2 separate regions of the Homo sapiens genome follow, and region 1 is linked to region 2. A link is an interaction called in ENCODE POLR2A ChIA-PET data of the cell type or tissue named here. Cell type or tissue: PC-3. All regions are shown on one strand.

Region 1 (5,000 bases), 170 kb before region 2:
GGAGATTCAGTGGGAATATTTTGAGGATTTATTTGGAGTAAGCTGTGCTATGTAATATTCACATGCACACATGTGCACATGAGCATGCACACACAGAGATACACACACAAACACACAAGATAGAAGTGCTTCTTCCATCACTATGAACATTTTGAGGGATTAAGTCCAGGAAGGCTGTAATAGCCTACACAGCTTAGTATTAAAATGTGGATGCAGAGTGAGCTTGTGTATAACTCACACCCAAGAGAACCCTGCATTTTTTTTCTTTATAAAGAACATATATATTACTCAAGCTTTAAAGTAAAAATGTTTCATTGCTTGAAAGGACATCCTTTATTCTTTAAAAAGTAATATCTATTACCTTATTATTACACATTTATTTTACCTTATTCATGTAAAATATGTGCTTCTTTCCTGATTGCAACTCTGGGTTTTGGGGGCTGGGAGCCAAATTAAAGAGCAAATAAATGCTGTTTTACTCATCATCACCTGGAGGAGAATGCTTTCAGGACTAACTGAAGCAAGCTCAGTGCTTTTATCCACTTTTCCTCAGCCTTTGATTCTAGGCACAGATATCAGTTGTGGGCTCAGTTGATGAGCTTAAAATAAACTCTTTGTTTCTGATACATGTACAGACTTAAAATGATTGCAAGTGTGAGAGTTGATCATTATGTTATTTTGATTAATCACATAGCAATTTTCATCTCAGGAGTGTGTTCTGTCCATTTTCCTTTTAATTCAAAGCTCCCTGATTTGAAGCTATTTTGGTTGAGATAGAGATGCACCTCCTTTCAATAGCATGTAGAAGAATAAACATTTTTTATATGGAGATGTCATGATTTTATTATCATGAATCAGCAGTGCCCTCGATGGATAACCAAACCAGGCCTGTAATTACTGCCAAAAAAGAAGAGATTCAGATCAAATATTTCAATATCAAGGCTGGGCACAGTGGCTCATACTATAATGCCAGTGCTTTGGGAGGCTGAGGTGGGAGGATTGCTTGAGGCCAGGAGTTTGAGACCAGCCTGGGCAATAGAGTGGGACCCAGTCTCCACAAAAAAATTAAAAATTAGCTGGGTGTGGTGGCCCATGCCTGTAGGCCTCGCTACTTGGGAGCTGGGGCAGGAAGATCTCTTATACCCAGGAGTTTGAGGTTACAGTGAGCTATGATTGTGCCACTGCCCTCCAGCCTTGGAGACAGAGCAAGACCCTGCCACACACATGCAAACAACATTTTAATATCGAAGATACTATTCCGGAAGAATGAGATTTGCCCTAACATTTAATTGTGTTGTAACCAATACTTGTATACGGCAAGTTTTAACTTAACCAATTACGTCGTATCATATTTTGCAATGGATCGATTTTGGAGGGTAGATCAGAGTGCACAGTTTAAATATTATCTGGCTTTCCTGACAGTTATAATTTTAATGGCACTGGTGGACATCTGATGCTTTACAGGTTTTCCAGTATAAAACTATTTTCGCTATTAATTGGTGGTATGGAGCAGAGGCTCAACTTACTTTTTCATGTGTGTACTAAATAAGAACCCAAACAACCTGTTGAGGGGCCACCTGCTGGTGCAAAGGTCTTCTTTCAGCTCAGAGGCAAGAGTGATGCATTCTTGTCAGTCTCCATGTCTTTCATAAGAGAATATTAGCCCCACTGCATCTCTGTCAGTTGTTAACATCTACATTTCCACATCTAACAAGAAATTTTGAGTGACTATAGTCCAGGGCTTGACAGCAAGTACTTAGGCCATTTATTGCTTCGTCATTCAAGCCCTGCTTCCCTTTTCTGGTAGCAGCAGTTGTCTTCCTTAGAAAATCACTGACCCACCCTGTTATGTACTGACTGTTGATGTCCCCAGCCACCAAATTCATATGTTGAAGCCTTAATCTCCAATGTAGCTGTATTCAGCGATGAGGGCTGTAAGGAAGTAATTAAGGTTAGCTGAGGTCATAAAGGTCACTCCTGATCTAATAGGATTAGTGTCCTTCTAATAAGAGGTACAAGAGAGCTTGCTCACTCTCTCTTTCTCTCTCTCTCTCTCTCTCTCTCTCTCTCTCCACAAAGGCAACAAGGAAAGGCTACGTGAGGACACAGCAAGGAAGTGACCATCTGCAGGCCAGGAGGAGAACCCTCCCCAGACACTGAACTGGGGACTGCTAGCCTTCAAAACATGAGAAATTTCTGTTCAAACCACCCAGTCTGTGGTATTTTATGTCAGCCTGAGCTGACTAATACACATTCCTTACTCCAGCCAAGTTTTTCTTGTGGGCATTTCATTGTATAATGCCCTCTTCCCCTGACCACAGTGTGGCCCTGACTCAAACTGAGCCAATCAGAGTCCCTCTTGAAGATTTTTCAAATTGAGACAAAAAGGAAGAGGGCACAGGGGAAGTTGAAGACGTCATTTTAGAGTTGCCAGTGGTGAGGACTCGAGCAAGGCACAAGAAGCCAGTCTGGGAGAATGAAGCTAAAATTCCAAGAGAAGCAGAAATAACACAGAGAGAGAAGGAGAGATTCCTGGCTGTGGTCAGGGCCTTGGTTCTAGTTGTTTTTGTGGCCCAACTGCATGTCTCTCCTTCAGTAATTTGATAATAAGCCTATTAATTCCTTTTAGCCCAGGCTAGCTTAAATTGGGTCTCTGTCATTCACAACTTAAAGTGTTCCTTAAGGCAGGAAGCATGACTCCTGAGCTTAATGTAACTCAAGACTCAGAGACATTCGGTAAGAAGAAAATTGCCTAATGGATATGCAGCCCATTCACTCTCCTATACATCTGCTTTCCCAAAATTGTGCTTCATCATAGTATCAACATTCTACATTGGTGCTCAGTATTAGAAGCAAACCCATAACACTGTTATAATTTTTTAAGACTCCTGGAGATGTTGTACATGATACAGTGTCTTTTTTAAAGATGAATAAGATAAATATATTTCTAGTTGGAGGCTCTAAGTCTGTTTTTGAGGAGTAACTTTAGTGAAAGGTGAATGGGATTGGATTCAGACACTAGATTTCAAGTCAGGCCCTGCCACTTAGAAGCGGTGTGAGTGCTCAGAAAAACTAAGGGCATTTGTGAAGTAAAAGTAAATACTGTGTGTCCTACATATCTCACATTGTTGTTGTCAGCCAATGTAGGTACAAAGTGCTTGGTAAAGTAGGAACCATAAATAATTGTGATTCATCGGTTCCAATCCTCCTTTTACCATGAATTTCAAGATAAATTTTTCACTGTCTTTTTTTTTTCTTTCTGTACAGGAGCTCCAAATATTGCTGTTTGGAGAAATCTGCACCTTAATAAGAGCAGTTATTTGTGAGAAAAAAAAAAGACAAGAATATATATGAGATGGGTAAGCAATTCTATTGGCCTGGGGTGATGACGATTTTTATCTGCCATCTAGCCCCAAGCTCTGGGCTCTGACTCCTTTGTGCAGGTAAATACCAAGGTTAGGTTTTGAATGTTTATAGCAGAATAATTTAATTTGACTCACTCTAGGGTTGATTGATTATCAGCATGTTGTTCATTCCTATTTTAAGTCTATTTTGATTCAAACCTTGTATTTCTCTCTTCAGGACTGTATGTTTACATGTGGGGTTGGGGGTGACAGAGAAAAGGAGAAAGAAAGATTTTTATTTTTCCTTCTAATAAATACTCATTGAAAAAATCATAGAATGTAAAGGAAATAGTGATATAAATTAAAATTTACTCCATAACTCTCCTATACAGAAATCCTGTTAGCTGTGAGTTTCTTTTCTATATACATTTATATAGTTGAGGTTCTGCATATATATATAATTCTGCATCCTAGCTTTTCAAAATGATGTGAGAGCGAGATAATTTCCCAAAGTCATTAGAATTCATTGAAAATATAATTGATGGCTATAAAATAATTCATAATAGATGGAGTATACATAATATTGATTTCTATTTCATTATTACCTTATTTTTTAGGTGAATTACAAATTTTTGCTATTAGGTTGGAGCAACAGTAATTTCGGTTTTTGCCATTACTTTTAATGCTGTGATTAATATTTTTGTTCATAAAAATCAGTACTCTTTAAAAAGAACTTCCCATATATTTGCAGCACTTCTTTTACTATGTGTGGAGACTCCTCTACTTACAAATAGATTCGTCCTGAAGATAGTGTGTAAGTCCATTTGTTCTCAAGTCCGAAGGGACCAGTAAAGGTATTACCATCTGTTGGTGGTAGGCAAAGATAAGAGTTCTTTTTCTTTATCTAGATTTCTAAATAGAAAGTCCATAAGCAGGCGAGCTTGAGTGCTAAATTCTTAGACACTGAGTTTGCTTCTAAACTATTACATAGAGCTAACCATTTATCTAATTTTCTATCTTATTTTTTATTCAAATAACATACTATACTGAGTATATAGACATATTTATTGCAAAAACATAGCAAATATATAAAATTGTAAGAAGAAAGTTAAAACTAACATTATCTATTGCTGTACTATATTTAACCTTTTGGTATATTTTAATCTCAGTGTGTATTTGTGTGTATTTGTATTTTCCTCCACATAATTAAATTTATACTATTTATGCATTTTGTTTGTTTATGGAAGTCATCCTATAAAAATCAAGCCTGGTGGTATGCATTTAACATCTGAGTATATGAGTTACTATGGTCCAGCTCTTACACTGTGTCCTCTCACCTTACACAGTCCTATGATCTTAAGGCAATAATAATGAAGGAGTTGGTGCATGGAGTATGTGTTGTGGTCTGTGGAGACAGCAGATGTGAGGTCAGACTCCATACTACATCTACTAACTCTGTGACTTTGTGCAAAGTTTAACTTCTGTGAGCCTTAGTTTCTAGACCTAGAAAGTGAAATCAATAACAATACCTACTTTGCAGGGTTGGTGTGAGTATCAAATGGAATAATGTACATGAAAAGCAAAATATGACCTATTACCATTGTTGACTAAGAAGAAAAAGATTTTGTTAAGTGGAAAAAATGGTGGGTAGAGCAT
Region 2 (5,000 bases):
ATTGGATCAAAGCTGTTTAGTAATAGGAACATTTATTAAGCACTTATTTATGCCAGCTAGACAGTAATTTGAGTGTTTTACAATAATTTTTAATTTTTTAGTTATCATATTTATCAATTACTAATTACTACCATCCCCATTTTAACAGATAAGAAAATGAGGTACAAAGAGGTTATATGACTTGCCCAATGTCAAATAACTGATGTAAAAGAGAAGATTTTATTCTAAGAGGCCTGGCATTCAAGTACAGGTTCCTAACCACTGTACTACACCTGCCTTACCATAGTTGCTCTAGAACTATTTGTATTGTTTGGGGGCAAATCACTTAACTAATCTTCATTGTTCTGTATTTGTAAAATAATAGAACTGCTCTGCATTAGATTTTCCCTAAAGTCACTTCCAATTCCAAATGTAGGAAAACTTAAGGCTAGCACCTTTTTTCTCAAGTGCAATTTTCTTAAGCTTCTTGAATTTATTATTATTAGTTAGCAGTATTTTCCATTACCTCATGATTAAATTAAATATATATTTACATTCAAGAATTATTTTCTGGTAATATTTCCCTGCAAGAAGACAAAATGAGACACCAAGGTTTAGTGGAGTAGGAATAGAGAAGCTTGGTTTCTGGTCCAATATGTCTCACCGACATGTAACACAGGCTTACCTGTGTCACTCAGCTTCTCTTTAACTCAACTGCCAACTTTTTAAATTGAGGGAACTTGTCAATACCTCCCATTCTTTTTCATGGTGTTTTGTTTTTCTTGATTTGAAAAAACTTAAAGGATAAAAAACAGAATGGATCAACTTTAATTTATTTAATAGTTGACTATGCCTATCTTTTTATCATTTTATAGTATTAAATCCTCAACAAAGACACCCAGGAGTAAATAAAAATAAAACAGGAAAAGGGGCATACCTATTCACTTTGTTATTAGCAATTCAGCACAATAAATGGTGTGAAAGGAGACAGAAGCTACATTGAACTTAGGGTCTGAACTGGTTTTGCTGCTCCTTTACTATTATAGAACAAATACAAGTTGTTTGCATAATTCTATTTGTCTGCTTTTTCATGTACCTGTCCCTTTGTTATTTTTACATGACTTCAGTAGGGACCTGTATTTTGTGTTTAATACCATGTAGTTAACTAGAAACTCTGAGGAAACTATACATTTGAAGTGAAATTACTACATGATTCTAAACCTGCCTTAGGGAAAATTATATCTGTCCTTACTGATGTCAACTCAAAGTTGTTCCCTTTTTCTCTCTCTAATAATGATCCTTGTTCACCTAATGTACTGAGTAATCTTGAAAATTTTTCCATCTACAAGCAAATTCATGTAATTGACATATATAAAGGTACTTGCATAAAATAAAATAACATCAATTATCAAGTCTAAAACTTCTTTCTGCAAAAAGTGATCACTATTCATATCAAAATAAAAATAAATTCTTACTTTATCAACAAATATATCCAATTAGCATAATGTTGTGACTTACAAAAGCTATTATTGATACAACAATTTTGGGTATGAAATAAAGCAGCTTCATGAACTCTGCAAATAGAGACTAGTCAGTGAACCTCATTTTAATTTATTTATTCCTACCTGAGTAACTACAGACACTTTTATTATAGGAAACTTATTGATGGGTACTTCATTTTTATATACCATATCACAGAATATAAATATCAAACTACGTAAAGAATATCTTCCATGTGCAGAAACACTACAGCAATTTATTCCTAACTCTACTTCTTTGGCTTCCTACTTAATCACTTAAATAGCACTTTCTTATTTTTATGAATATATGCAGGACAATCCAAATATGATTATGAGGCATCAAAAAGTCTCTCAAAATACCTAGAATATTATTTTTCTGTGTGTGGCCAACATCAGCTAATTTCAAAGCAAACATATAATATGCTGAGGACAGATTCCACATCTCTCCAAAAAGAATAAATTGTGTACGCTTAAACCCAGGAGGCAGAGGTTGCAGTGAGCCGAGATTGTGCCACTGCTCTCCAGCCTGGGTAACAGAGTGGGACTCAGTCTCGAAAAAAATAAATAAAATAAAATAAAAATAAAAAAGAATAAATTGTGCACATAAAATCCATACTGCTACATTGTAATATGAGGTGGGTTATCATGAGATTAATGAAGCTTAATATTCAGGGCCCAACACATAATTTTTTATTTATAATTATGTATTCTTTTTTCTAAAGAGAGTCCCTCAAACTATATCAGACCAAGATCACTCAATATTTATAATTATGTATTCTTTTTTCTAAAGAGAGTCCCTCAAACTATATCAGACCAAGATCACTCAAAAATGTTTTTTAAATGAATATATGAATCCAGCCCTATTTTAACCTATTCTTTGAAGGTAATCTCAAGCCCAACCTCCCAAATGCCTTTCCTGATGACTATGGGGTCTACAGATAGCTCTTCTCTCAGAACTCTTATGGCACTCTATCAGTACATGTAAAGGCCACAGATTCTTCTATTCTACCCTATCATTCTACATTGTACAGACTTTAGAATCTGACAGGGTTTTGGGATCAAATATCTCTCCCACTTTTGGAGCTCTATGATCTAAAGAGATTACTTAAATTAGTAAAATTTATTTGTTCTCAAGTAATTCACCTTATAAATGAGGAGAATGATATCTTTTACAACAGGACGAGTGAATTGATCAGGAAGATAATGAAGCTTAAGCTTCGAGGACCCATCACTTGCACTTGTTCCTAGTACTTCATTTTGTATCCATAAGTTTGTATTGTTTTTCCCAAATATAGCATCCAAAGTTGTATAAACTTCAGGTACTATACAACCTGGATCCAGCCCTGTCTATAAGAAGAAAATATAATTATCCAGGCCCAAAATGTTCAAAACCAAAAACAGCTAGTTAGAACCCCCAAATCCTTAGCTCAGGGACTTGGATGACTCCGAGCAATGCCACTGGCAACTTTGGGTCTGATGTCAAGTATACGTATATTATTAACGTTAGAAATTTTTCTTTGGACGGTCAACTGGAAAGTAGCAATGAATGAATAGAGTATAAAAGTCTGATCTTAGTCCAAGGTGTATGCTGGCAGCATACCTGAATCCCTGGATATGAAAGACAAAGTGTTTTTTTCTGGTAAGCATCCTTAAAAAGAACTGTTTCTCAAAAAAGAAGGTAAGATTGAGAGAAGGCTATTACATCTACTTAGTAGGAAGTAATCTGCATTCAGTTTTCCTTATATTTGGTTATGAATCATCATAAATACATTAAAGTTATCCAAATTTGAGTTTTAGAATTGAGCAATAATTTATAAAATATAATTTATTATGGAATATATTTTATATATTTTCTTCACACTTGCCCTTTCATTGTGAAACACAATAAATTTATGCAAAAATATAAAAATGCAATATACAGTGGTAATATATGAATATTAGAGATATCAGAATACAGAGAAGCAGCTAAAACATTTCAAGTACAAATCTTTATTTGAAATACAATACTATAATTGTATATTATAGAGAAAAATGAGCAAGAGGTATATTTTTTCTGCACTAGAAATTCAAAAATTTGCATCTTAAAAATATATACATAATAGTTATTGACAAATTAGTCATTTTATTTTATTCCCATTTTTATCAAATATGCTTTTAAACACTAGAGGATCTATTGCATAGTAATGTTTTCTCTAAAATTGAGGCTCTATTTGTATTCATATCACTGCTTAAAAAATTGATCAGCACATTGAAGTCTATCTTCTTAAATATAAAGATCAGACCATTTTTCTCCACTTCAAATTCCCTTTACACTTGAAGACTAAAAAGTGTCTCTACTGCAAAATAAATACAGGACATAACATGTTTTTGTAAAAGGTAGTCTAGTATACTATCACTTAACACCTCAAGGTTATCAAAAGGCAAATCAGTGATCTCCATATGTGAAAATATAAGTTTGGGGGATTAGTATCTCACTCCAAGAATAGTAAAGTAAAGTATTACAAACTATTTTCTCAGATAGTTAGAAGTATGACTGACTTGTTCAACAGACATGCATTATTGTTGAATGTCTAAGTGCCAGAAGATTCAAAGATGAATCAATGAGACTATAGTTTGCGCTTTCAAGCTTACAATTTAGCAACATATATAAGCATGCATACATATGTAAATTTATAAAGCCCTTACTTCTATATCCCTTCAGAAAATCCATTTCTTTGCTTCCCTTCATAACCAAGCTTCTCCAAAGACCTGCCAAAGGCTATCTCCATTTCTTCACTTACTACACACTCTTAAACCCAGTCAAATCTAGTTTCTACCTCTACCACTCCATCACCAATAAAGTGCATAGTGGCAAATCCAATGGATACTTTCCAGCTCTCCTCTGCCTTTACCCCCGATGAGGTTTAGAACATGCTACCTAAAGTATGGCACCTTGACACTGGAAGAAATAGCAGAAGTAAGAAGGTCACATTGATCTTCTCCCACCTTACTCCGCTGAAGCAGTCCATGAAAAAATGCTCTAATTTTCCTCTGAAGTAGGTCATAAGACTCTTATTCCAGAGGATCCTCCCGATATCCAAAAGAAAGGAATGTTCTTATCTTTGAAGCCAAGAGTTACAAAGAAACTGAACAGGATCTAGATCAATAACCTCTTTCCTGACCAGTGCTGTCTTTCTAAACAAGCACTGAACTTTGTACAATAATGTTTCTCACAAGTGCTGAAATTCAGTGTGAGTGCCACTAGCCACATGAATCTACTGAGCACTTGAAAATAGGTAGCGTGACTAAGAACTAAATTTTAAACTTTATGTAATTTTAATTAAATAGCCATATGATCCTTGTGGCTAATGTACTGTAAATTCCTCTCTCTTCCCTATAAGTAATCTATGATCTTTTTTGCTGACAACTTCCAATTTTATATTTCATAATTTGAAATGTGTTCAACACCCCTACTTGGATGTCTCACAGATATTTCAAATTTAAAATATCTAAAATAGAACT

The links. ChIA-PET counts read pairs that join two places held together with the same protein. Peaks named below come from ENCODE experiments on the same cell type or tissue, not always from the same donor. Only the 100,000 strongest peaks of a DNase experiment are listed, where the experiment ranks them.
Region 1: POLR2A ChIA-PET joins it to region 2 with 5 read pairs; 2 of 35 experiments call an interaction of 5 or more read pairs at or near these places.

What each region holds. Positions count from the first base shown.
Region 1 is chr10:59,385,357-59,390,356 of GRCh38, reverse strand. No RefSeq gene overlaps it. Among named protein-coding and RNA genes, the nearest start is that of FAM13C, 25 kb to the right of the region's middle. In PC-3, a CTCF peak has its summit at 1,581 (motif pointing left); a DNase peak (open chromatin) is centred at 2,306; H3K27ac peaks cover 870 bases.
Region 2 is chr10:59,216,001-59,221,000 of GRCh38, reverse strand. The region is part of intron 1 of PHYHIPL (phytanoyl-CoA 2-hydroxylase interacting protein like); the gene reads right to left. Among named protein-coding and RNA genes, the nearest start is that of PHYHIPL, 42 kb to the right of the region's middle. In PC-3, no CTCF peak of the experiment used is centred here; no DNase peak of the experiment used is centred here; H3K27me3 peaks cover 2,334 bases.